2 separate regions of the Homo sapiens genome follow, and region 2 is linked to region 1. A link is a loop called in an ENCODE intact Hi-C map of the cell type or tissue named here. Cell type or tissue: dorsolateral prefrontal cortex. All regions are shown on one strand. Each heading gives the region's core, and the rest is flanking DNA. Links, peaks and the distances in the headings are about the cores only. Region 1 has its middle 62 kb from the start of SPP1. Region 2 has its middle 23 kb from the start of MEPE.

Evidence for each region. A loop is a pair of places that touch in the nucleus more often than their neighbours do. Peaks named below come from ENCODE experiments on the same cell type or tissue, not always from the same donor. Only the 100,000 strongest peaks of a DNase experiment are listed, where the experiment ranks them.
Region 2: it touches region 1 in a loop (2.9-fold over the local background); 5 of 110 quality-filtered maps call a loop at or near these places.

The regions. Positions count from the first base shown.
Region 1 is chr4:87,907,184-87,919,901 of GRCh38, reverse strand. No RefSeq gene overlaps it. Among named protein-coding and RNA genes, the nearest start is that of SPP1, 62 kb to the left of the region's middle. RefSeq lists silencers at 1-25, 251-545. In dorsolateral prefrontal cortex, for the core only: no CTCF peak of the experiment used is centred there; no DNase peak of the experiment used is centred there; H3K4me3 peaks cover 2,030 bases; H3K27ac peaks cover 2,413 bases.
Region 2 is chr4:87,850,042-87,862,759 of GRCh38, reverse strand. No RefSeq gene overlaps it. Among named protein-coding and RNA genes, the nearest start is that of MEPE, 23 kb to the right of the region's middle. In dorsolateral prefrontal cortex, for the core only: CTCF peaks have their summits at 9,335 and 9,535 (motif pointing left); no DNase peak of the experiment used is centred there; H3K27ac peaks cover 575 bases.

The DNA.
Region 1 (12,718 bases), core at 2,422-10,421:
AATACAGTAGATTTGTGAGTGCTGTGAACCCCAAATATCAGAGACAGGTCTCAGTCAATTTAGAAAGTTTATTTTGCCAAGGTTAAGGACACACCCGTAACACAGCCTCAGGAAGTCCTGACAGTATGTGACCGAGGTGGCCAGGGGTACAGTTTGCTTTTATACATTTTAGGGAGACATGAGACATCAATCAATATGTGTAAGATGTATATTGGTTCATTCTGGGAAGGTGGGACAACTTGAAGTGAAGGCTTCCAGGTTAGAAGTAGATAAGAGACAAAAGGTTGCATTCTTTTGAGTCCTTGATCAGCCTTCCACTGAATGCACAATCTAGTCTGACTTAGTGAATCTGCATTTTTACATAAACAATAGGGCAGAGGAAGCAATCAGGTATGCGTTTGTCTCAGGTGAGCCTCACAGGGATGATTTTGAGCTCTGTCTGTCCTTTGTCCACAAGGAATTTCCTGTGGGCAAATTGTAAGGGAGATATGTAGCTTCTTATCTTTGTAGCTATCTTATTTAGGAATAAAATGGGAGGCAGGTCTGCCTAACATAGTTCCCAGCTTGACTTTACTCTTGGCTTAGTTATTTTGAGATTCCAAGATTTATTTTCCTTTCATAGTGCTCTACAGGAAATGCAGGAGATATTGGCGTGCTGCAGGTAAAGGGAATAAGACCTGCCTGGCACAGTGGCTCATGCCTGTAATCTCAGTGCTTTGGGAGTCCAAGGCAGGAGGATCGCTTGAGGCCAGGAATTCAAGATCAGCCAAGGCAACATGGCTAGACTCCAGTCTTCACAAAAAATTAAAAAATTATCTAGGTTGGGAGACTGAGGTGGGAGGCTCACTTGAGCCCAGGAATTCAAGACTGCAGTGAGTTATGATCACGCACTCCAGCCTGGGTGATGGAGTGAGGTTCTGTCTTTCTAAAAATAAAATAAAATAAATAAAACAAAATAAAGCCAAAAGTGGCTTAAAAGTTTGAATTGGAGATAAATAGTTCTAGGGTTGTTTCAGTGTCTCGATGCTGTCATCAAGGACCTGGCCCCTCTTTTCTTGCCTTTTTTCCCCTCTTCCCTTCCCTCCCCTCCCCTCCCCTGCCCTCCCTCCCTCCCTTTCCCTCCCCTTCCCTTCCCTTCCCTCTCTTCTCTTTTCTTCTTTTTCACCTCCTCCTTCCCTCCTCCTCCTCCTCCTCCTTCTCCTCCTACTCTTCTTCACCATCAGTGTGGCAGCAGTATCTCTCTCCATGGCTATACAATGGCATCAGTTGCTCCAAGTATTATATCCTCATATGACAAAATGTAAAATAGGAAAGGAAGAGGTTCTTCTTGAGGCTTTCTCAGCAGTCTCCCTATATTTATTTCATTGGTCAGAACCAAGTCACATGGCCATTGCCTGCTGCAGGCAGGCTTGGAGAGGGGGTACAGTCTGTTCTGCCACATCCATTTCCAGAAAATGAATTAGTACACAGACATGCATTGATAAATAGGGGAATTATGTCGATATACTCTGGAAGTTGTGTTGGTGTAGCAAAAAAGCAGAATATAGCAGCCTAGCAGGAGAGAGAATTAATAATAACGTTTAGCAGGAAAAGTAAAAGCCTTTAGCTGTACAGGCAGGAAACTTTTTTAACTTTGTGAAAGAAAATTTAAAATGAATGCTTATTCCCGACACTCCCTTATGTGAGGGCACCTGTTACTCCTGAGTCTCATACAACTCTAAGCCTGTGGCGGGTTGCACTTCCTCCTATATTTCACTTGCATCCGTGTGAAGAGACCACCAAACAGGATTTGTGTGAACAACAAGGCTGTTTACTTCACCTGAGTGCAGGTGGGCTGAGTCTGAAAAGAGAGTCAGCGAAGAGAGATAGGGGTGGGGCCGTTTTATAGGATTTGGGTAGGTAAAGGAAAATTACAGTCAAAGGGGGTTGTTCTCTGGTGGGCAGGGGTGGGGGACACAAGGTGCTCAGTAGGGGAGCTTTTGAGCCAGGATGAGCCAGGAGAAGGCATTTTACAAGGTAATGCCATCAGTTAAGGCAGGAACAGGCCATTTTCACTTCTTTTGTGATTCTTCAGTTACTTCAGGCCATCTAGATGTATATGTGCAGGTCACAGGGGATATAATGGCTTAGCTTGGGCTCAGAGGCCTGACACTATACCGACTCTATCAGCAGCCTCACTGTCTCAGAATTCTGGAATGCATTCCATATTGTTCTTTCTTTCTTTCTCTTTTTAAAGTGACTTCTTAAGCATAACATATATGAACCATATGTGAATACATGAACCAGAAATGAATAGTCCATGTTGTTTTAATGCATTTTATTATATCCTGAGTAGCTCTAGCTATCTTAACTACCTGCCTGGGGTTGTCCAAGTTATATTCTGAAATACCCACTATTTTTTTTTAGGTCTACTTTAACCCCCAACCCCTTCTTTTTCCTATAAGCTCTGTTATTTTTAGGGCCTAATTTTGCAAAAAAACAAGGATTTCCAGTAATGGACTTATAGCTGAAACAACTGAATCTGACATTTTCAGTTCCTGTCCCAAGAACAGGGCTCTGTCAGCTGGAAGAAGCAGGTGCAATGATTTGTTGGGTAGAGGTCAGCAATGCCCGTCTCATAGTGCATATGGACATAACTTTACTCTCACAGGTTCAATATTTGACATGACGAGAATGGTTCAGAAAAAGTAAAAATTGCTACAGGTGAATGTGGAAACTGACAGTTTAATGTAATTGGTAGTAGATTGTCATTCAAGTGCAATTTGTATTGTTACTAACAGATTTGTGTACAAGGTTTGGGAAGGATTTGTGGCTCCTCCTTTGCCATCACGTGGATGTAGGAGAGGGGAATGAGAGGCTGGTCAACCAGATTAGCAAAGCCTTTTTATCTATGCACAGCAGATCTTTGAGCAGCCCCAGACTACAGAAGCTGCTTGGAAATGTGGAGATGAGGATTCACTGGCCAATGCTTAGGCATTCTAGGGGAATTTTTGGAGTGGGGGATAACTGCGAACACCCAGACAGGCCACAAACATCCAGAAGTAGCTTTCCTTGAAGGAAGCTAGAGCATATTAGCACATGGGCCAGCCTGGGAAACATGAGTCATACAGTCCCCCCAGCCTGACCTGCCCCCGGATAGCAGAACCCACACTGCTGGGCCACAGGGAGTAATTGTAGGTTCTCCATAAGGCACTTCTCTGCATTCAGCCAACTGAGAGGAGAGAAATATCATCAATCTTGATTTAAATAGAAAAATATCTTTCACAACTCCCTTTAGCGATTACCTAGATTCTTCTTAAAGATCACCAGTGACAGGTAATGTACTCTCTTTGGAATTTATACTATATAGTTAAGAGAATGGATTCAAGTCAGACTGCCTGGGTTCAAATACCAGTTACTCTACTCAACCAATGATCTGATCTTGATCAAATTATTTAACATCCTGGGTCTCAGTCCTTTCATCTATAAAATGATGGTAATAATATATAGCATAAGGTTGTGAAGATTTTATATATATATATGTATACATACATATATACACACATATATATACACACACATATATTTAGTTAGAACATAATTAAGTTATATATATAACTTTATCTATATATATAACTTATATGTATGTAACTTAGAGAAACCTAGCACCATACAAGTGTCATTCTTAGTACTATTATTGCAATTATTTTTATTAGAATGACCAAATCAAAGATCATCCAAATCAGAACACATGGTCTGACCAGAAACTTGATTCCGTTTCTTGGTTGAACTGAGAAGTTAAGTTGGATATCAAAATATTTGTAAAAAACATTTGTTGCCTTTACCCACCTCCTCATCTCCTATTCTTTCTTCCATTCATTCTTTTGGAAACTATCTAGCAGTTTCTCTCTGGAGGGCTGTATTCTCTGCTCTCAGAATAAGTACTTCAAATGCTTCAAGTAGGGATAACACTGTCTCCATCTCCAGGAGTGGGCATGTGATTCAGTGCTGGCCAGTCAAAGGCATACATTCCCCTGACCATGTGATTTGTTCAGACTTGGGCATGAAACGTTGTCAGAGCCAGTGGGGAACGAGTGTTTTGCCAGGTCAGCAGGAAGAAGCACAGATGCGCTCATTGTACGAGTTGGACCTGGGGGGCTTTTGGAGCTGCTGGTAGCCATTTGGCAGCATATAATGCCTAAGGAAAAATCCGTGGCATATATTTGTTATTCTTTTTGGCCACTGAGCACCTTCGAACAACTTTCCTATGTTGATGAATTCCCCAACTGATGAGAACATCTTTGTAAAAGCTAGATTCTTACCTTTGAGTCTTTCTTACTCCAGTATATGTGTGTTCTAGGATTTGCTATCAGACCCACTCTTGTCAGACTTTTAATCAGAAGCCAATGAGGTAAATAAGGACTTTATTCTCAGGAGGCAGTAGCAGCTTTATCCCATTTCTAGAAGCACAAATAGCAATGATTCTAGCAGGAGCATCCAGTGCCTGAAACTAGAACTGTTGGGACCAGTTATACTGGCAATGGTATCTCCAGTGAGTTGGTTTTTAACCTGATTTGCAGTTGAGTTACTGGATACAAGTTCCCGAATTTCATTCTCAAATCTTTCCAAAGGTAGTGTGAGCTAGCTAAAATATTTCAGTAAATTTAGTTTTCTGCTTAAACTATCCATAGTTGGTTTCTGTTGTTTGCATTTAGGAACAATAAGTAACAGAATTAAAGCAGAGAAGAGCAGATTCAGGAGATGGAAAGAGACCAGGTCCTAGAGATCTGTTATGGGTTCTCAGATCCAGCCACACCTGAAGCCAGAACCCCTTGCTGCTTCATTTATATGAAGTGATGAATTCTCATTTTCTTCAAGCCAATTTGAGTTGGATTTTTGAAGCTTGCCTTCAAATACAGATACTCCTCCACTTACAAGGGGGTTATATCTCGATAACCCCCTTGTAAGTGGGAAATATTGTAAGTAAAGTTCAACTTATGGTATTTTCCACTTACAATGGGTTTATCCAGAGGTAACCACATCATAAGTTGAGGAGTGTACTGAAGGCATATGGTTTTGGCACCATTGTAAAGTAGAAAAATCTAAGTTGAACCTTCATAAATTAGAGACCATCTATAATCTCAATTGTTGTCACCCTTATCTATTATTATGTCCTGTATATGTTTTTTAATGATTTTGACATAAAAGTTAAAATGAATAATACATTTTTAAAAACCCATTTAATTCTCTCAGAGGCTATTTATTTCTGTGATCCAAGATTTTTTTTTTTTTTTAAACAGGCCAGGCATCTGTTTAATGTTTAATATCAGATGAAGCCAGAAAAGAATTTGACAGTATTAATTTCATTTTTATCCTTGCAAAATTTTGTTTTAGCTTTTTAAAAAATTTAACATATTTAATTGTCGAAAGTGAAATTAAATGTATGATTTCTCTAATTGATTTCTAAAGTTTTATTAACCCATAAACAAGCTAGATACTAATTATTTATATTTAAGCTTTAAACTTCACATGGTTGCATACACTTTTTGTAGTAATCTGCCTACATTGTATTATAAAAATAGAAATTACACATTCAGTCAAATGGATGTTTTCCTTCTAGTGGAAGTGTTTCTAGAGTACATATTGTAATTTACTAAAATGTTTGACATCAAATTCCTTTTTCTGTCATTATAATTTCTGGCACATGCATTTCACATAAATGTTGGTCAAAGGATGTTTCTAGCACCCCTCCCACCCCAAAAGTTGCTGCTTCTCAATGTTTGTGAAACAAAATTATATGCCTTTCTTTTTCAGAGCTGGGTCATATGGGCTAGTGAGTTTACTCATTGGCATGTGATTTGGACTTTCATCAAACCAGCTAACCAAGATGAAAATGTCAACTTATTTGAATGAACACGTCTGTGTTACTTAAAAAAAAAAAAAAGCATGTTGGCATAACATACACAAACACGATATTGGATTTATTTTTATTCTTTGGACTTAAAAATGTAGTCGATTCTTATCATTACAAAAGAAAAGATGAATATTTTTAAAAAGAGTGAAATTATAGAAACATTCAAAAGAAAAAAAGTATCCAGAATATTACTATCAGACATAACCATTGTTATTTTGGAATATTATCTTTAAATCTTTTAACTAGACATATATTTTAATATTCCTTTTCATTTTTGAGATAATTATGTCCACATAGTTTTATATAATGCTTTTTAATTAACTTCATAATAAAATAGTTGTAAAGCATTAATTTGGCATCATCTGCAATTTGGATGAAATTATTCCATTGCATGACATTGTTACATTGTTTGTGAACATGAGAATTTATAAAATTATGGAATTATAATTTTAATTTTATAATTATAGGTCTAGAATAAAGTCTTAATTTTTATAATCAAATTATATGTTTGGCTTAAAATACATTATAATTTCACTTAATTTTGCAGATTACCATGAGTGGTATATAAAAATGGTAGCATTAGCTTTATTTGTGGGTAGGGAGTTGGCGGGGGGTGGTGCCTGTATGATAGAATACACACTACACAGTCAAGAGACTTGAGTGTCTAAAGCCTGGCTCCCTTCAAAAGCAATGAACTCTGTGATCTTGGCCAAGTGACCCTGAGTTTTAATTTCTTTAGCTGACAGTTAGGGGATGAAATTAGATCAGGGGTTCCCAAGCTATAGTCTGTGGATCAGTGTTCATTTTAGACAAAGTTCTATCCAGTCTGTGATAAAAGGGAAAACAAGTCAGTAAGTTTATCAGATAACAAAACTTATTTAAATATATTTTCTCTCTTTTTCACCCCCTAAGGTTATAGCCTTCTCAGGAACCTTAGATTATGACCCCTTCTGACTCTAAAATTCTGAAGCTATAAAGTAAGGTCTTAGGGACTCGAGAAGTAAAATATCAACTTAGTTAGAGGGTCAGAAAGACAAAAAATAAAAAGAAAACATAAAATATGTCATGAAGACAGAGAAAGAAGTTATTTGTGGTGTTTTAGCAATTTTGAATTTTTAACGTTATCTGGTGCTCTGTAAAGACAATAGAGGCAAGTTGACTGCAGTTATAGAATGCAACTTCCTGTTCTGCTGGTGAAACTTCAGCCTCAATTCCTGGCAGAGGTTAACATTTAACACGACCTTAGTTGGGCCTTCCAATTTTTCTCATGGTTAGATAGAGAGAGATTATTTAAATCAGCTTTACTAGTCTCATTTTACATTTTAATCTGATAAAACACGGTGACCAGAAAGCCAGATCCGATGGAAGGAGGAAGGGGACGTTTGCTTTTCCTTCTTATTTCCATTAGCTTTATGTCCTTATAGCTCTAGAGCACATAAAGCTAGGGAAATATGGGTTTTCTTACATAGCTGGTTTTAAAATACTGCTTTGCAACTCAGTATGTGTAAAAACCAGTCAGTAGTGCATTGATAGATGACTCTTTAGTGAGTTTGGAAGTGAAATTATAGCTGTGAGGACACATTTGCAGGCAAATGCTGGGGTGTGTTTAAAAAGCTGTATGCCCAGGGTTCAAATCAGGGCTCTGGTGGCTGCATTTGGGTAGATGAGTCATTCATCTGTCGTGACCTCTGGAGTTATCCTCATTCAGACAGTTTTCAGATTCATTCACGTAGACATGATATGTGTATGTCTTGAGGATAATAATCAAGAGCTTCCCCCTTTATCATGAATTACAGAAAGGATTTATAAACCTTAAGTAGAGTTTGAAATATTTTTCCAAACCAAAATAATATATTTACTTTTATCTACAACACTATGTTTTTGTAGTCTTCCAAATATTTCCCTCTAATTGCTTTTGTGCTGAGTTCTTCACTTTGATTGATGTGATTCAATTCTGTATGGAAGGCATAGCTCATTATTAAAGATCTGGAAATATACTGATAAAATATAATTGATTCTCATTTTAAAGTTTCACGTTTTATTTTCTCATTCATTAGGAGTAACTTCTTACACAGCTTCTGTTTTTGCAGATGCATAACATAAATAGGTTTCAATTTCCTAGTTTCTCTCTTTTTAAATGTGGGCGACAGAAGATGTGAATTTAATTCCTTCTGGTCCCTCATTCTGTCCAGGGTTTCCATTCATGTGGTTGTTCATAAGCATTATAGGCACACTTGGCTTTTGGGCATAAATTTATTCCCTACTCAACAATAGAAATGATTTTTCTCTGAACTGGGACTGTGGAATCGATGGCTCTGGTTAAATGATGTCTTTGTCTGAGTCTCACTTTTTAATGTTTACCTCAGTTGCTTTTCCATTAACTCTAAGTTGCAGGGCACCTTTGTTCAAGGGCACTTTTGTAGAGGTAAACAAAGTTGGCTGGAGGGCACACAGACAGAAGTGATATCAAAGAGAGTCACATGTCTGGTGCTCCAGCTGCTGCAGCATTCAGGAGGCAAATTCCAAGAATGGGTCAATTTTATCAGTGTTTAAGAGAATAAAGAAATGTTAGAAGACTCCCAGAACCTGGCCCCACATCTATTTTCAATCTGCTTTGTTCGTGGCAAAGGGCATTCTAAAAAACAGGCAAGACAAGCGGTGAAGCAATCAGCTATAAATAGTAGAGCCTCTGTTTGTTTGAAGACAGTGTGTTCTGTCAAGGACTGCGAATATTTGGGTTCTTGCAAAGAACTGTGTCTAATTTTACTCAAATTTGCAAGTATAGATGAGAAAATCAAAGAAAAAAGTGCCCAAGAGAACATAGCACATCATACCGGTGTTTAATGTTCTGTTTCATTTTGGTTTTTTGTTCTAGTCACAGGGCGGAAAATTTCCACTTTGCCTAGATTGTCTGCTGTTGCAGGGCTGCTCCACAAACTCCATTCACTTTACGGAGCATCTGCCACATGCCAGAAACGAAGGCATGAGCATCAGAAACACAAAAGAAACATTCCCACCCATAGCCTTGCAGAGGAGAAAGGCAAGAGAACTGAGAATTCTAACTTACAATCCCACGTGCTGAGTGCTACAAAGAGGGTGATGTGGAAAGAAAGGTGAGGACTTAGGGTAACTAACTCATCCTGGTTTGTCTGGCAGTTTTCTGGTTTTAACACTGAAAGTCTTGTGTTCTGGGAACCCCCTTAGTCCCAAGCAAACCCAGACAGTTGTATTAGTGAGGTACTCAGTGGGAATTGCTGGAGGAAGTAATGGGATTGGGGAGGGAATAGGATGTTAGAAAATTTCCCAGAAAAGAAGAAATGTTTAAGCTGCATCTGAAAGGCTGAGGTAGAAAAAGATAGGTATGCTAGGCAGAATAATGGCTCCCGAAAATAAGCAGGGACTAATCATTAGAGCCTGTGAATGTTATCTTATATCGCAAAAGGGATTTTGCAAATGTGATTAAATTAAGATCTTGAGACAGAGTGTTCTGGATTATCTGGGTGGGCTTCTCTGTAAACATAAATGTTCTTATAAAAAGGAGATAATCCTGCTAACAGAGAAGCAGACAGTGGAAGAGGTGACAATGGAAGCAGGAGGTCAGAGGAAGGGGTCACCAGCCCTGGAATGCCCGTGGTCTCCAGAAGGTAGGAAAGGCAAGGAAATAGATTCTCCCCCAGAGCAGCCAGAAGGAGCTGGCCTTGGAACACCTTGACTTTAGCTGAGTGAAACTGATTTCTGGTTTCTGGCCTGTAGATGGTAAGAAAATAAGTGAGTTGCTGGGTTTTTTTTTTTTTTTTTTTTTTTTTTGAGATGGAGTCTCGCTCTGTCGCCCAGGCTGGAGTGCAGTGGTGTGATCTCCATTCTCCTGCCTCAGCCTCCTGAGTCGCTGGGACTACAGGCGCCCGCCACCACGCCCTGCTGATTTCTTGCACTTCTAGTAGAGACGGGGTTTCACCTTGTTAGCCAGGATGGTCTTGATCTTCTGACCTCATGATCCACCTGCCTCAGCCTCCCAAAGTGCTAGGATTACAGGCATGAGCCACAGCGCCTGGCCGTAAGTGCTGTTTTAAGCCACTAAGCTTGCAGTGATTTGTGTCAGCAGCAACAGGAGATGAATACAGGAGGGAATGTGGGGAAGGGCAATCTAGGCAGGAGGCTAGCATGACAAAACCTGTAAGAGGGCAAGGGATGTTCAGGATACCACAGGCAGTCAGGGTGTCTGCAGTGAAGCATGCATGGAAACACAGTAGGAGAGGAAGCTCCGGAGAAAGGTAGAGGCTGGGCTGTGAAAGAGTTTTTCCTCCATATTGAAGACAATGAAGACATACTCAATGCTTTAAAGCAGGGCCATAATGTGATTATATTTCATTTTGGAAAAGTCTTTTTGGTAACAGGATGGGAAAGTAGATAATTGTGAGGAGGAAGTAGATTCAAAGAAGCAGATAAATCCACTTAGATTTGATTGATTGGAATGATTACATTGTCCAGGCAAGAAAAGATAGGACTCCTGATGGCCAAAGGGGACGAAAAACGGGGCAGTTTCTAGAGATTCTTAGGAGGTGGATTATACAGGACTTGGTGTCCACCAAGTGAGGCAAAGAAAAGGTTGAAATTTTCATTTGGGTGCCTTGGAGGATGGGGCTGTCAATGCAGAGATGGGAATACAGGAGGAGCAGTGTGTATACAGGCTGTGGGTGGGAACGATGGGTTAGCTTTCAGGATTACAGAGGAATGAAATGCTTTCAAATGAGTGCATCTTTGTTCCATTCAAAAATTGAATGCCACTGATAATCATCGGGCACCTCTGAAGATGTGAAAGATTAAAATTACATTTTAAAAGCCTAAGTTACAGGCCAAACGTGATGGCTCACACCTGTAATCCCAGCACTTTGGAAAGCCGAGGTGGGAGGCTTCCTTGAGGCTAGGGAGTGTGAGCAAGACCCCGTCTAAGTTATGGTATTACATCACAAAAATACCACGATTTCTGTACTTAAAAATACCATAGAATACTAAAAACAGGTATTCTAGTCACCATTATTTCATTTTTGACTTTTGGAAACACACTTCTATTTCAAGGTTCTACTTTTCCCTTTTCCTCCACTGGAATAAAAATATCCTGTATTGTAGATATTTTTATATTTATCTTATTTCTTCATTTAGGGAGATAAGCTTCTGAAAACCAGGACCACGTTACATTCAACTTTGTGTCCTCACAACCTAGTACAGGATCTGCACATAGTTGTGCTTAATCAATATTTGTTGAATTCAACTATTTACTATTGTTCTTCCTCATAGTAGAGCTGACTTTACATTTCCCAATGCCTTATCATGTCTTTCTCATCACATCTAGTTGCTGAAGTCACTTGGATATAAAGGCATAAGGCACATCTTTGGTCATGATGAGAATAAAAATCCAGTTTGGTGACATACCAAGGCTCCTTTATGAATTTTCCACTGTTGTCAGGTTGTTTTCAAAGTGATAAAAATTTCCACACATTAAAGAAAAATTTGACCAAGAATTTTTCTTTCATCTCTTTAGCACTCTTCCCATGAACCACAGAGAAAAACTATAGCAGTAGATAAGATAATGCATAGCTTTCCTTAAAGATGATTTATAAGTACAGGGTGGAGTGGTTCGGTAAGTAGTTATTTTGTACAAGTGTCAATAAAGAATGTGCCTTTTTGCTTGGGGCTGTTAGAGGTAGAATTGTTGGTTGAAGTATTGCAGAATGTGCCCTTATTTGGAAATAGGGTCTTGTTTGTTTTTGTTTTGAGACAGAGTTTTGCTCTTCTTACCCAGGCTGGAGTGCAATGGCACGATTTTGGCTCACTGCAACCTCCACCTCCAGGGTCTGAGCAATTCTACTGCCTCAGTCTCCCAAGTAGCTGGGATTACAGGTATATCTACCACGCCTGGCTAATTTTGTATTTTTAGTAGAGATGGGGTTTCTCCATGATGGTCAGGCTGGTCTCAAACTCCCAACCTCAGGTGATCCGCCCGCCTCAGCATCCCAAAGTGCCAGGATTACATGCATGAGCCACTGCACCCGGCATGGAAATAGAGTCTTTACCCAGAGGTAATCAATGTAAAACGAGGTCACTAAGAATAGCCCTAATCTAATACGACTAGTGTCTTTGTAAAAAGGAGAAATTTGGACACAGAGCCTGATGCACAGAGGGAAGATGATCTGTGAACTTGGAGGATGGGAATGATGCACCTCTAAGCCAAGGGGCACCAAACATTGCCAGAGAACCACTGGAGTCTAGGAAAAGCCAGGGGAAGATGCTTCCTCTGCAGGTTTCTGAGGGAGTATGACCCTGCCGACTCTTGAGTTTGGACTTCTAGCCTCCAGAATTGAGAGACAGATATTTCTGTTATTTAGTCATTATCCAATTTGTGGCACTTTTGGTGATAGCTCTAGCACACTCATATGGGGGATCATAGACTGTATACCAGCACCTCATCCTACCACGTTTTTTTTTTTTTTTTTTGACTTGAAATATCTTAGAATAAAAGCATATGTTGACAGTTCCAAATTCAAAGAAAGTTAGCAAAGTTTAAATATTTCTGTTTAGGACAGGAAAAGAATCAGTTTGGCTGTTAAACGAATAAACATTGAAAAATAGTGAAAATTTTTGCTAAACAGAACTGGCAGTCATGCCAGTAGAGCCTATCATTGCTCTATTCATACCTGGGGGAAATTTTCTAGATATGACTGGCAGCCATGAGATGCCATCACAGAATAGAGATGGGATTTTATTTTTTATGTAAGGTGCAGAGACTGACAATCTTAATAATCACTTAAACTAAGATTGCTTATGGTC
Region 2 (12,718 bases), core at 1,630-9,629, 56 kb after region 1:
AGACAGCACTCCTGTGGAACTGCTTCATGGAATTTAAGAAACTTGGTTTCAGAGCTGGTAGACTCCTTTAAATCACCAATGTGTTTTAGCAGAAACCTACAACACACTGAGAATATCAATGAACCTCAAGATGTTTAATAGCCAGTATTTTTGTGACTGTCCCTTGAATTAGACATGCTAGCCACAGGGAGCAAAGGAAGTGAGGTGGGGCAGAGAGTGGGTGGGGATGAGGCTAGTTTTGCCCCACTGTGTTTCCATGAAGTTTTGTATAAAGTGGACTTTATGGTGTTTGCTGAAACCCATCTGCAGGGGAAAGGTTTGTTTGAACTTGAGGTAAAATAAGCTACCAGCTACTGTACTTCCTGGCCTGCCTCAGTGAGCCAGCCAGGAAGGGGTTATCCCCAGGCACTTCTCTCCCTCTGACCCCACTGCAGAGGTACTGCTTGTGCTGCCCTAATGAATACACTCTTCCTCGCCTCCTGAATTTGCTCTTTTACCTAAACGGAAACAAATACTGAAAATATAAGACGTGTTATTGCAAAAAGAAGGAGTAAAGTCAGAGTCTGTGACTTTCCCACACATCAGTGGAAGCTGGTGTTTTTTGAATAGAAGTCATCTCTGTATGGCTGGCTGTCAGACAGAACCTCCCACACAGAAGGGACCCACACTGGGTTTCTTTCTCCTGTCTTACCATCCTGGGATTCTTACTGATTATCTTTAAACTTACAGTTTATAACTGAAGTCTGATGGGACACTGGAGCATGGGCTTGAGCAGATGAAATATGTGGAAGCAAGGAAGGAGCTTTGTAGTTTAGTACTTAATAGCACTTCCCCCTGCTTTTTGAACAAGAGATGCTGCATTTTCATTGGTACTGGGCTTCACGAATTGTGTAACTAGTCCGGTCTCTCTGTGGATCTCTACTGTTTTTTATTCTACTAATAACAGCATACTTGTATTAGTCAGGGTTCTCCAGAGACACGGAACGAATAGAATATATACAGATATACAAGAAGAGACTTGTTATGGGAATTGGCTCATGTGATGATGGAGGTCAAGAAGCCCCACTATACACTGAAGCCAACTGGAGAACCAGGAAAACTGGTGGTGTAATTCAGTCCAAGACTTAAGGCTTGGGAACCTGGGGGGCTACTGGTGTAAGTTCTGGAGTCCAAAGGTCCAAAAACCAGGACCACCCACGTCCCAAGGCAGGGGAAGATGGATGGCCCAGATCAAGCAGATAGAGAAAATTCACGCTTCCGCCACCTCTTTGTTCTCTTGAGGCCCTCAATGCATTGGATGGTGCCCACCTGCATTGATGAGGGTGATATTCTGTACTAAGTCTACTGATGGATTCAACGCTGATCTCTTTCAGAAACACCCTCAAAGACATACTTAAAATAATGTTTACAGGCTATCTGGGCATCCCTTAGCCCTGTTAAGTCAACACATATAATTAACTATCACAACATCTTTTTATTATTTTTGCCTATGAAGTGGTCATGTTAATCTGTTAAGCTTGTATTATGTTTTTCTGTAAATATTCTTGGGACTACTCTGTAGGCATCAGTTTATGAGACTCATGAAATAGTGTTAACTATTAGTACTAATGGCACTGGAAATTCTAAAATCAAGACCACGTAAGAGAACAAAGATGTGACAGTGAAATACACTTGCTGTGGATTCTGAAGGCATTTCTAAAAGATGTTCAGAAATGTAGCGTATAACTTCCCAAGATGACAATTTCAAAGAGATTTCATTTGGATACCTAAGTATTGGTAATTAAAAAACCAGGTCAGGTGCAGTGGCTCACGCCTGTAATCCCAGCACTTTGGGAGGCAGAGGTGGGCAGATCACGTGAGGTCAGGAGTTCGAAACCAGCTTGGCCAACATGGTGAAACCCCATCTCTACTAAAAATACAAAAATTAACCAAGAGTGGTGGTGGGCACCTGTAATTCCAGCTACTTGGGAGGCTGACACAGGAGAATTGCTTGAACCAGGGAGGCGGAGGTTGCAGTGAGCTAAGATTGCGCTGCTGAACTCCAGCCTAGGCAACACAGCGAGCCTCCATCTCAAAAAAAAAAAAAAAAATTAGTCTCAGTAGTATATAGTCATTACTAAAAAAATATGTGTAGAATTGGAGTAAAGCTGACGTCTTGCTATCTGATATGATTTTACATCTTAAAAAGAATGGAAGTTCCCACAGACCTGCTTTGGGTTAATGATGTAGTTCAAGAGTGTGAGTGTGAAACCTCTAGCAACTAACATTATCAATTCAGGTTAACCTTAGCTCCAGAAAAAAGATCTGTATCCAGCTAATTAAAAATACACACACACACATACCACACATTGTATATATGTATGTATAAAATCACCTCTAATTATGAGGGCACAATTTGCTTAGGTGGCAGGATGAGCTACTGGAAATCAATTGTGGTTGAGCAGTTTTTTGTGTCATGAACTTAATAGGACAGAATAAAAGCTGATTTGTGCTATGCTACCTACACCACCAGTCTCCCCCAAAAAAGGGGAAGACAGGAGTTTCTAAGAGTCAATGTTTATTAAACCTTATTGTGCTTAAGCAATATTTGAAAAGCCTTTTAAAATATGTAGACTTCTAGTGTGAACCTGGAAGAGCAGAGAACCTGGTTCTTTCAATCTGCAGTAAGACCCAGGTATTAATACATGTAATTACTGGAAAGAGTGTTTTCATTCCCTTGAGTTTCCTCTGACCTCTCTGGCTGCTCCTCTTTGACTTTTTTATTTTTTTTTTCTGCTGGTTTCTCCTCAGTTCTCTGACCTCTAAGCTTTAGTGTGATCAAGGGTTTGAACTTTTCGGTCTTCACTCACTCCCTTGATAATTTCAGCTATTCCTATGACTCCTAACCTATCCATATGATGCTGACTCTGAAATTTAGATCTCTAGCCTGATTGTTCCCTAAATCACAAAGATTAAGTGTCCATCTTCTTCCACAGCATTGCCTTTTGGATGTCTAATAGGCATTATCATAGTTTCAGGTGTTCAAAAACAGACTCTAAGAAAGGATTCAATTACTAGCTCTTGCTATTGTTGTTGTTTGTTTTATTTTGATGGAGAGGGATATGAAGGTAAGGAAATGGGGAAGTGAGACAAACAAATAAAGAAATCCAACAAAGAACTTATTATCAAGCCAGCTACCACTGTGGGAACTTGAGTATATTCTTACTTTCCAGAATTCTGAGGACTAGTATAAAACACAACCTCTTAGTTCTCCTAGCCAAAAGGTGAGGGAACTTGGGGTATTTATACACCAAATCCTGCCAGTTACTGGCTGATGGCTGCTCCTGGAAGGCATTAATTCCCCAGCACTTCCAGGGATGTTGGTGGTAAAGTAGACTCCATTGGCAAAAGAGTCCTCCAGCAAGGATGTGAAGTTCTGGCATTGGGAGTTGGTTGGGTGTGCACTGCAGTGGACGAGAGGACAGATGGGGGCATAAACCACTCTTGCATCAAGAGCTTCAAGTTTAATTTAGTCTTCTAATATTCATTAATTGCAATCCTGCTTCTCTCACATGATTCCCAACCTCAAAAGCTGTTCAGGCTGAAAACTTGGGAGTCATTGTTGAGTCTTTCCTAGCTTTCACCCCCCAGAGCCAATCCACCAGCAAATTCTGTTCACTTTACCTTCAAAACACATCCTGATCCCAAATACTTCCCTCCAAACCTACTGTTACTCCCGGCCACCCTCTCCTCTTGCCTAGATTGTCACCATAGCCTCCTAACCTGCCTTGCGGCTTCTGCCTCTGCCCCAGTTTTCACCCAGCAGCTGGGGGATCCTGTTAAAATGGAGGTCAGATGATGGCACTGCCTTGTTCAAAACAATCTGATGGCTTCCTATTCCACTCATCGTAAAAGCCAAACTATTTTCTATAACCTATTAAATCTTATATTTTGACACTCTCCCTGACCCCAACTCCATTATATCTCTAACCCCATCTCTTTCTACCCTGACTACCCTCTTTGTACCAGCCACACAAGTCATACTTGGTGTTCCTCAACATGCTAGGCACATGCCTGCCTCAGGGGCTTTGCATATGCTGTTCCCCCTGCTTGGAACATTTTTTTCATCTCATATCATCTTGGCTGGCTTCCCTACTTTCTTTGAGGTTGTATTCATAAGTCACGTGTTCATTTTGAGTTTTTGTTGCCACTCTACACAAAATATTAGCCCTCTCCACAAGTTCTTAGACTTTTTCTCCAACTTAGTATTTTCCTTAGCTTCTGTGGCTGTATTGTATAGTATATATTTTATTTAATATAACTTGTTTATTGCCAGTATTCACCATAAATGTAAACTCTTAAAGGCAGGAATTTTAGTTTATTTTGTTCATTGCAGTATCCTCAATGCCTAGTACCTTGTTGGCTCTCAGTAGATATTTGTTGAATAAATGAATTAAATTCATACTGTTATACTTTTTTTGAACTCATTCAAATCTGAACCATAAAGCAAATTAATTTATGTGCAGGATCAGACTAAAGTTTAATAGAAGGCTCATTTATCCATTGAAAGAAAATTATTCAGTAGGAGTGTAGACAAAGATCGACATAAATTGGTATAATTTGCATGACTGACACACTCTTTTAAGGGTGAGGAAAAAATGGCTGCAATGTTTCCCCTCCTCTCACCATACCTTTTGTTGGTTAGGTCATTGTTGCTTAAGTAGTTGTATGTTTCAGGGCTTATCTTTGTGATTTGTTTTTGCCGGTGGGTCATTAGCAACCATGAGGCAAGCAGGGCATTGGAAAGTACTTACATATGAGACTGTCACAAGACTGAGCCTGAGCTAGCCTGCTGGAGGATGAAGGTCATGAGCAAGAGAACTGAGGCAACAGCCTGCCGAACACCAGGCATGTGAGTGAGGGAGTGAGGCTATACGTGACCAGCCAGCTGAGCACAGATACGTGAGAGAGCCCAGGTGAGATCAGCTGAACAGTCCAGTCTGGAAGAACCTCCTAGCCAAGCCAAAGGCCTACAAGCTAAATAAAGTCCTTTTTGTTTCAAGCCCCTAAGTTTTCAGGTGGTTTAATGATATCTATGAATGTATTTCCCAGATAGTTCACACTTTGTTTTCATGTTTTCCAATTTTCCTTTTAGTTTCTCTCATTTGTTGTATTTATTATAAGTCCTTAGAGGAGCTTCTACACAAGTGTCCACTACCCTAATTTCAACCCAAATATTTAAGTATGAAGTCCTACAACGGTAAGATTTGATGTATTATTTCTCCCCATCTAAATCACATGATTTGACCTGTCCTAAAGGTAATAAATTATCATAAATAAAGAAGTCTGGCTTAGTGTATTCCAAATATGTAACCTATAAAATGTGTTTTAATTCTTTAGCCTGCTTGTTTTAATAGAGATGCTTGGTACTACGTTGTTGTGAATGACCTAAGTCAATTAAGCTATTCACAATTATCAGGTTGTTCGGATAAGCATTGGCACATCCAGTAGTGAGGAGTGGCCGGGAACTATGGGATTCTTTTCCCATGGCTTTGCTCCCATGGTGGTATCCAACAGTGAAAACAAGTCTCAGACCGAATGCTACCACATGTTCAAGCATTTATTAGCAAACAGACAAAAACAGCCAAGAGCCTGTTCCTTCAGGGACAACAAAGTCTCCACTGTGACCTCTTAGGCTCTCCAACAAGCACCCTGCATGAAAGGTTCACTCTTAGGCAAATGTAATAACATTCTGATGACAGGTTCAGCTAACCTTCTGATTGGGTCAGGAAATAGAATCCTTCATTATTTGAGAGATCAGATGACCTTACTCTAGAGGAATTCAGCTAATGGATGCATCAGATTCTCTCACTCTGTTCATTCAGAAAGGAGAAACCTGCATGATCTTTCTAGCTTGCTGTAGGTTTCTGTAGGTTTATTGGTTTATCCTGTCTGCAGTTCACCCACCTATTTAAATCTGTAGGTTTTTGTCTTTTGCCAATTTGGAAAGCTTTCAGCCATTATTTCTTCAAGTGCTTTTTCAGCCCTGCCCTTTTTTTCCTCTCCTTCTAGAACTCCAATGACGTAAGTGTTAGATCCATAGGTCCCTGAAGCTCTGCTCTTGTGTTTTTGTTTGTTTGTTTGTTTTTACAGGCTATTTTTTCTGTGTTCAGGTTGAAAAATTGTTCTGTCTTCTAGTGGACTGATTTTTTCCTCTGTTCCCTCCATCCTTTTAATGAGCCCATCCACTGAGTTTTTCAAAATTTCCATTATTGTCTTTTTCATGTCTAACATTTCCATCTGGTTCTTCTTTAGATCCTCTCTTTCTTTGCTGAAACTTTCTACTTTTTCATTTGTTTGAAGTGCATTTATAAATTTCTCATTGAAGCATTTCTATGATGACTGCTTTACAATAATTTGTTAGGAAATTCTAACATCTCTGCTGACTCAGTGTTGGCATCTATTGATTGCCTTTGTTCATTCAGTTTGAGATCTTCCTGTTTCTTTGAATGATGAGTGATTTTCAATTGAATCCTGGGTACTTTCATATTATAAGACTCTGGGTATTATTTAACTTCTATTTTTGCTTCCTATGACACCACTTTAGAAGGGTAGAGATAGACGCCCAGGTTTCCCACTTGGCCTCCCTTGACATCCCTGTGTGTGTGTGTGCATGTGTGTTGGGGGCTCCTCATTACTACAGGAAAGGGTGGAAGTTCTGGCTCCCCACATGGTCTCTGGTGGCACCATAGGTAGGTGGCATTGTTACTGCTAAGCAGTGGTAAAAATCTTGACTCTCCACTAGACCTCCTGTGCCCCCCCCTCAGCAGGAAGTTGCCGAGTGGGAGTGGAGTCCAGGCTGTCCTCATGGTCTCCACTGATACCACAGGAACTGCTTGTTACAGGCTGGCTGGAATGAGAGTACCAGCTCTCTTCTCAGCCTTCTGTGATACCACCCCGGAGGTGGTGGTGGTGGTGGTGACGGGGCTGAGGCACCTCGTGGTGGCGTCTCCAGGTTGGAAGTCTGGGCTCCCCCACTCAGCCTTGGCTTGTGTGGGTGGGGTTGGGGCCACAGTTTTCTCTGCGGTGTTTGGCTGGCGTAGAGTGGTTATTGTCTAAAAGTGTTCAGCGTTGCTGGACTGCCCCTTTCCTGTTCCTTTGGCTAGAGTGTGCAGGCTTTTTTTGTCTGTATTTGGTGTTTCTGGGCTGCCAGCATCTGGAGCTCCAAGTCTGGGATATATGAGACCAAAAAAAGCCCAGGAAGCTTAATGCCTTGTCATTCCTTGAGTCTTAAGGTCCCTGGCCCATCTTTTTAATTCTCTCCACCTTTCAGAGTTTTCTTGGGTCTGTTCTACATGTGTCCAGGGATTACAGTTGTAATTTGGTTGTAATCTATTTCACCTTTCCAAGGTGAAAAAAAAACCTTTAGTTTTTTTTTAAGTCTACATTATCACAGTTTTCTGTACTGTCACTATTCTGATTTCATTTTTTTCTTTTTCTTTTGTTTTTTGAAACAGAGCCTTGCTCTGTCATCCAGGCTGGAGTACAGTGGCGCGATCTCGGCTCACTGCAACTTCTGCCTCCTAGTTTCAAGCGATTCTCCTGCCTCAGCCTCCTAAGTAGCTGGGACCGCAGGAGCATGCCACCACGCCCGGCTAATTTTTGTATTTTTTGTAGACAATGGGTTTCACCATGTTGCTCAGGATGGTCTCAAACTTCTGGACTCAAATGATCTGCCCATCTTGGCCTCCCAAAGTGCTGGGATTACAGTGTGAGTCACCGTGCCCAGCCTGATTGCATTTTTGATCTTATTGCTGGTCTTGTAGGTTTAGGAAATGCTGTAGAGCTCAGCATATTGATATTAGCAAAGCATTTGACAAAATTCTTTTGTGAGCATATCTAGGCCAGTTAATAATAGAGCCATAGTCATTATTAACCAAACAGCTGCACCCAAAAAGTATTGATTAATAGATCAGCATCGGCCGGGCGCGGTGGCTCACGCCTGTAATCCCAGCACTTTGGGAGGCCGAGGCGGGTGGATCATGAGGTCAGGAGATCGAGACCATCCTGGCTAACAAGGTGAAACCCCGTCTCTACTAAAAATACAAAAAATTAGCCGGGCGCGGTGGCGGGCGCCTGTAGTCCCAGCTACTCGGGAGGCTGAGGCAGGAGAATGGCGTGAACCCGGGAAGCGGAGCTTGCAGTGAGCCGAGATTGCGCCACTGCAGTCCGCAGTCCGGCCTGGGCGACAGAGCGAGACTCCGTCTCAAAAAAAAAAAAAAAAATAGATCAGCATCAGGCTACAAGGGGGCCAACTTCAATATGCTGCAGGCACTGTCCTAGCCTGCCCTCTGCCCTGTTCAAAATTTCTTCAAACTGGTGAATGAACACCCAGGAAGTATTTGCATCTTAAGAACTGGGAGTGATAGTTAATATTTAGGATCACAAAATCGAGATTGAAGAAACTTCAATAAAATAGCATTGTGAAATAGAGCATTATGCATCCTGGATCAGAAAATAAATGATATAATACTGTACAAAGAGCAGAGCTGGTCTAATATTGTTTTTTATGGAGTAAGCACATGAGCAAACAAAAACCAGAAGGAAGTTAGTACTTATATAATTAGAAATTAAATAAGGAGAAAGGGAAACTAATATGAATTTAGCCTGTATTTTGGACCAAGTGCTGACATAGGCATTTTGTAGATGTTAAGGAGTCTAACACAATCCTAGACTATATTAACAGGATTGAGTGGCCAGAATAAAGGGTAGACTATTACATGGTCTGCTGAGATGTTCAAACAATATGTGGAATATTGTGCCCAACCAACTGGAGGTAAGTGTGGTGAAAGAGCACATGAAAGGTCATTGAAAAATGTTTAGTTTGATGAGGAGAAGTGTAGAAAACAGGAAACATGTAATGTGGAAAATGAATGCATCTTTCTGCCTAGCACCAAAAGTGTAAGGTAAGGTAATGAACTCCCTGTTAGTGTAAGTATGTAAACAGTGGCAAAATGACCAGCTATTAGGGGTGAAACACAGTGAACCTGCCTTAGGTGAGCACTGGACCAGATGATCTCTAAGGTTTCTTCCAAGAATCTCTGCACCTGTATAGAGCCAGTTAGAAAAAGAATGGCAACGTGTTAATGTCAGGGGGTTTAGCCTCACAAAACTAAGCACAGCTGATCTTGGCTTTAAGGAGATTCAGACATTAGTAAGAAAGAAAAGAGACTTTTTAAGACAAATTCCACTTTATTATCTAAGGAAACAGGAAATTCAGAGTTTTATAGGAGAGATGTATGCAAACAAAAACTAGATTAAGTTTCCAGAGGGGGCTGTTATTATTCAAACAAAAGAGCCCTTGTTTTTATTTATGGAGTTTAAAAGTAATAGGATACGGGCATTATGAAAGAGAGGCACCTGATTGTATGTTTTTTTTTTTTTTTTTTTAAACTTCCTTTAGGGAGACATTTCCAAATTTAATTGTGAATGAAAGTTAAAAACTCTCTTTGCTTTGTTTCAAAATGCTTTTCAAAAAGTGAGCGAGGTTGCCATCTAGTGACTATTTTCTGGTTTTCCATTTTAAAAGCTCTTTAATACGGGTTCTTATGGCAGTGTTGCTGAAACCTGGCTGTGTATTAGTGTCACCTGGAAGTTTCCTAAAATGCAGAATACTAGGACCCACCAAAGAATCGGAATCTTTGAGAATGAGCTCCAGGGTTGTGCTTTCTGATAAAGATCTTCAGATGACTCCACTGGACCTAGCCTGTCACCAGTGTTTGGAATTAACTGCCCTGGGGCATATTGTGTGCAGGTGGAAGTGTCACAGAGGCAAATTTATGTAAAGTGCAATATTCACTTACTTGCTCTAAGAACCTACTTGCTCAGGTATATGAAACTTGATGTTGCATCTTTGTATCTCATATTTAAAATAGACTTGGTAATGCTAAAAATTTACCCTACTGTTGTACACAAAGATACATGACCAGTGATGTTTATTGTAACACTGTTTGAATAGTGATTAGCTAAAAATCATTTAAATGCCTATCAATAGGGATGTGGCTAAAAAAATGACAGTAAATCAAAGCAGCAAATTTTATGCAGCCATTTAAAAAGAATGGTTAAGCATCATATACAATTTTTATTTGTCAATCATACCTCAGTAAAGCTGAAAAAACACAAGAGTTTATAATAGAGACAAACTGGGAAAATGCTAAATATTCTTCAATAGTAGACTGAACAAACTGTGGTAAATGTATATAATAAAATTTAAAAATGATTTAAAAATATTTGGTAATGTGATAAAAGAGCAAATTAAGATAGCAGAAAAGAACACTAAAAGAATATAATGTTTTCTTAGAATATATGTCAGTATATAGTTAGAAAAAGAACTGGGAGGAAAAATGTGATGAAAGTGTAATTTTTTTTTATATTTTCTTTTTTTGTAATTTTATATAATGGGTTTTTCATTTCTCTCATAATCAGAAAACTAAAAACATTATTTTGAGAGAGAAAGATATGTGAATTGATTCAAAGCTTACTGTCACATGCTTTTAGTAAGTGTTAGATGAACAGGCCAGAGTAAGCTGAAATGAGGAAGCCAAAAGACCAGGTTGGAGACTCGTTTCTCTTGGCTACCGGTAGGCTCAGATGCTGGGGGGCTTTCACACTTGTACGTCCCTTCTTTATTCATCTGGCCCTGATGAATAACATGATGGTGCAACTGAGGGGCTCTTCCCTGGAAGGGCCTTTCATCAACCCGGATCTCTGTGGAAGACAGAGCACCAACACTGAACCAAGACAGAGGCAGATTTTGTAGAACACTAGAAATTTATGGATCACTGCTTTAAAATTCTACTAACTAAAGATTCTATTAATAGGGAATGCTCTTCTAGAACTCACACTTTTTTTTTTTTTTATTATACTTTAAGTTTTAGGGTACATGTGCACATTGTGCAGGTTAGTTACATATGTATACATGTGCCATGCTGGTGCGCTGCACCCACTAACTCGTCATCTAGCATTAGGTATATCTCCCAATGCTATCCCTCTCCCCTCCCCCCACCCCACCACAGTCCCCAGAGTGTGATGTTCCCCTTCCTGTGTCCATGTGATCTCATTGTAGAACTCACACTTTTGCGCAACATAAGGCAGCAAGCTTAGTCTCGAATCAGCATACTGTGACTTTTGCGCCCTTGTACTTTCAACTTTTGCTCCTTCTGTTCCTACTTTGTTTCCTTGTCACACTTTCTGTTCTGTCTTTTACAGAGACACATAAACTTTGAATGGTTGTGATCATATCCTGTTAGGATGACCGGTTTGTACGTGACCGATGGCACACTACGGCTCTACAATCACCAGATTATTTTCCACAGAGTAGTGAGTTGGGGAAGTCACGTATATGCACTGTGAATAGTTTCTGTTTTGCAAGAGCCTGTGTAAAGGTCCATTTTTAAATGCTGTCCTGTACATTCACTTGATTAATTAATTAATATTTATTTATTTATTTGAGACAAAGTCTCACTCTGTCACCCAGGCTGGAGTGCAGTGGCACGATCTTGGCTCACTGCAGCCTCCACCTCCCAGGTTCAAGCAATTCTTGTGCCTCAGCCTCCTAAGTAGCTGGCATTATAGGCCTGTGCCACTAGGCCTGACTAATTTTTGTATTTTTCATAGGGATGGGGTTTCACTGTGTTGCCTAGGCTTGTCTCGAACTTCTGACCTCAGGTGATCTGCCCCACCTTGGCCTCCTAAAGTGCTGGGATTACAGGCTTGTGCCACCAGTCCCAGCCTTGTACGTTCACTTTAAATGATATTTTTATTATTTGTTGATATAAGATAATCCACAAAGACAAGCTATTTTTCATCATAAACTGAAACATTCCTGCAATGGTAGGTTAATACAGGGGAAGTTCTGGACTAGCTATAGATTTGTGGGAGACCCAGGTGACTGATTTGAAGGTCACTGGGAAAGACATCCATATTAGTGATTTCAAACTTTGACTTGCATTAAAATCATTTGAGGGACCTGTTAAAAAAGGAAATCCCTGGACCCCGTTCATGGCCTTATATCACAAATATTACTCCATTCACTTATTAATGCAATGTGTCTAAGATCTGCCCCAGCTGGCCTGCTCAGAATTACCTCTTTGCTAAATAGACAACTTTCTTTCTTCACATAGTATTATGTTGGTGCAAAAGTGATGACTGTTTTTGCCATTAAAAGTAATGGCAATTACTTTTGAGCCAACCTAATACTTCTATCTTCCTGATGCTGTTTTAAGTAAAAATTATTTAAGATTGTTTGACTTCTATTATTAATCTGTTAACCTAACAATTATAAAAATCTACTTAAAATTCAAATCTAGCAAGAGTCACTTCTAAACAGGGAGTGTCTGTGTTACACTAAACCATATGCCTACAAATTGATAAAGTATTATTCGTTTAATGAAACAGATCCTCTTGTTCTTATTCTCGAAAGTCTAAACCATAGCTTCAGGTAGATTTTCTTGCAGCTTTTGCGTGAGTCCACTCATTGTTTTTGACATTATTCTCATTTGGATTTCTGGATTTGGATTGTATCGGTGTTTTGTTCTCTTTTCTTTCCAGACTTCCTCATTAAATTTTTTCTAACCATTTATCTGCCCCTTTCTCTTTCAGCCCCCAATTCCTATCTTCCTGACATGCATTCAGACTCATCTATTTCTTCTCCTTTTCCTTTGGGCCGTCTAATACCATA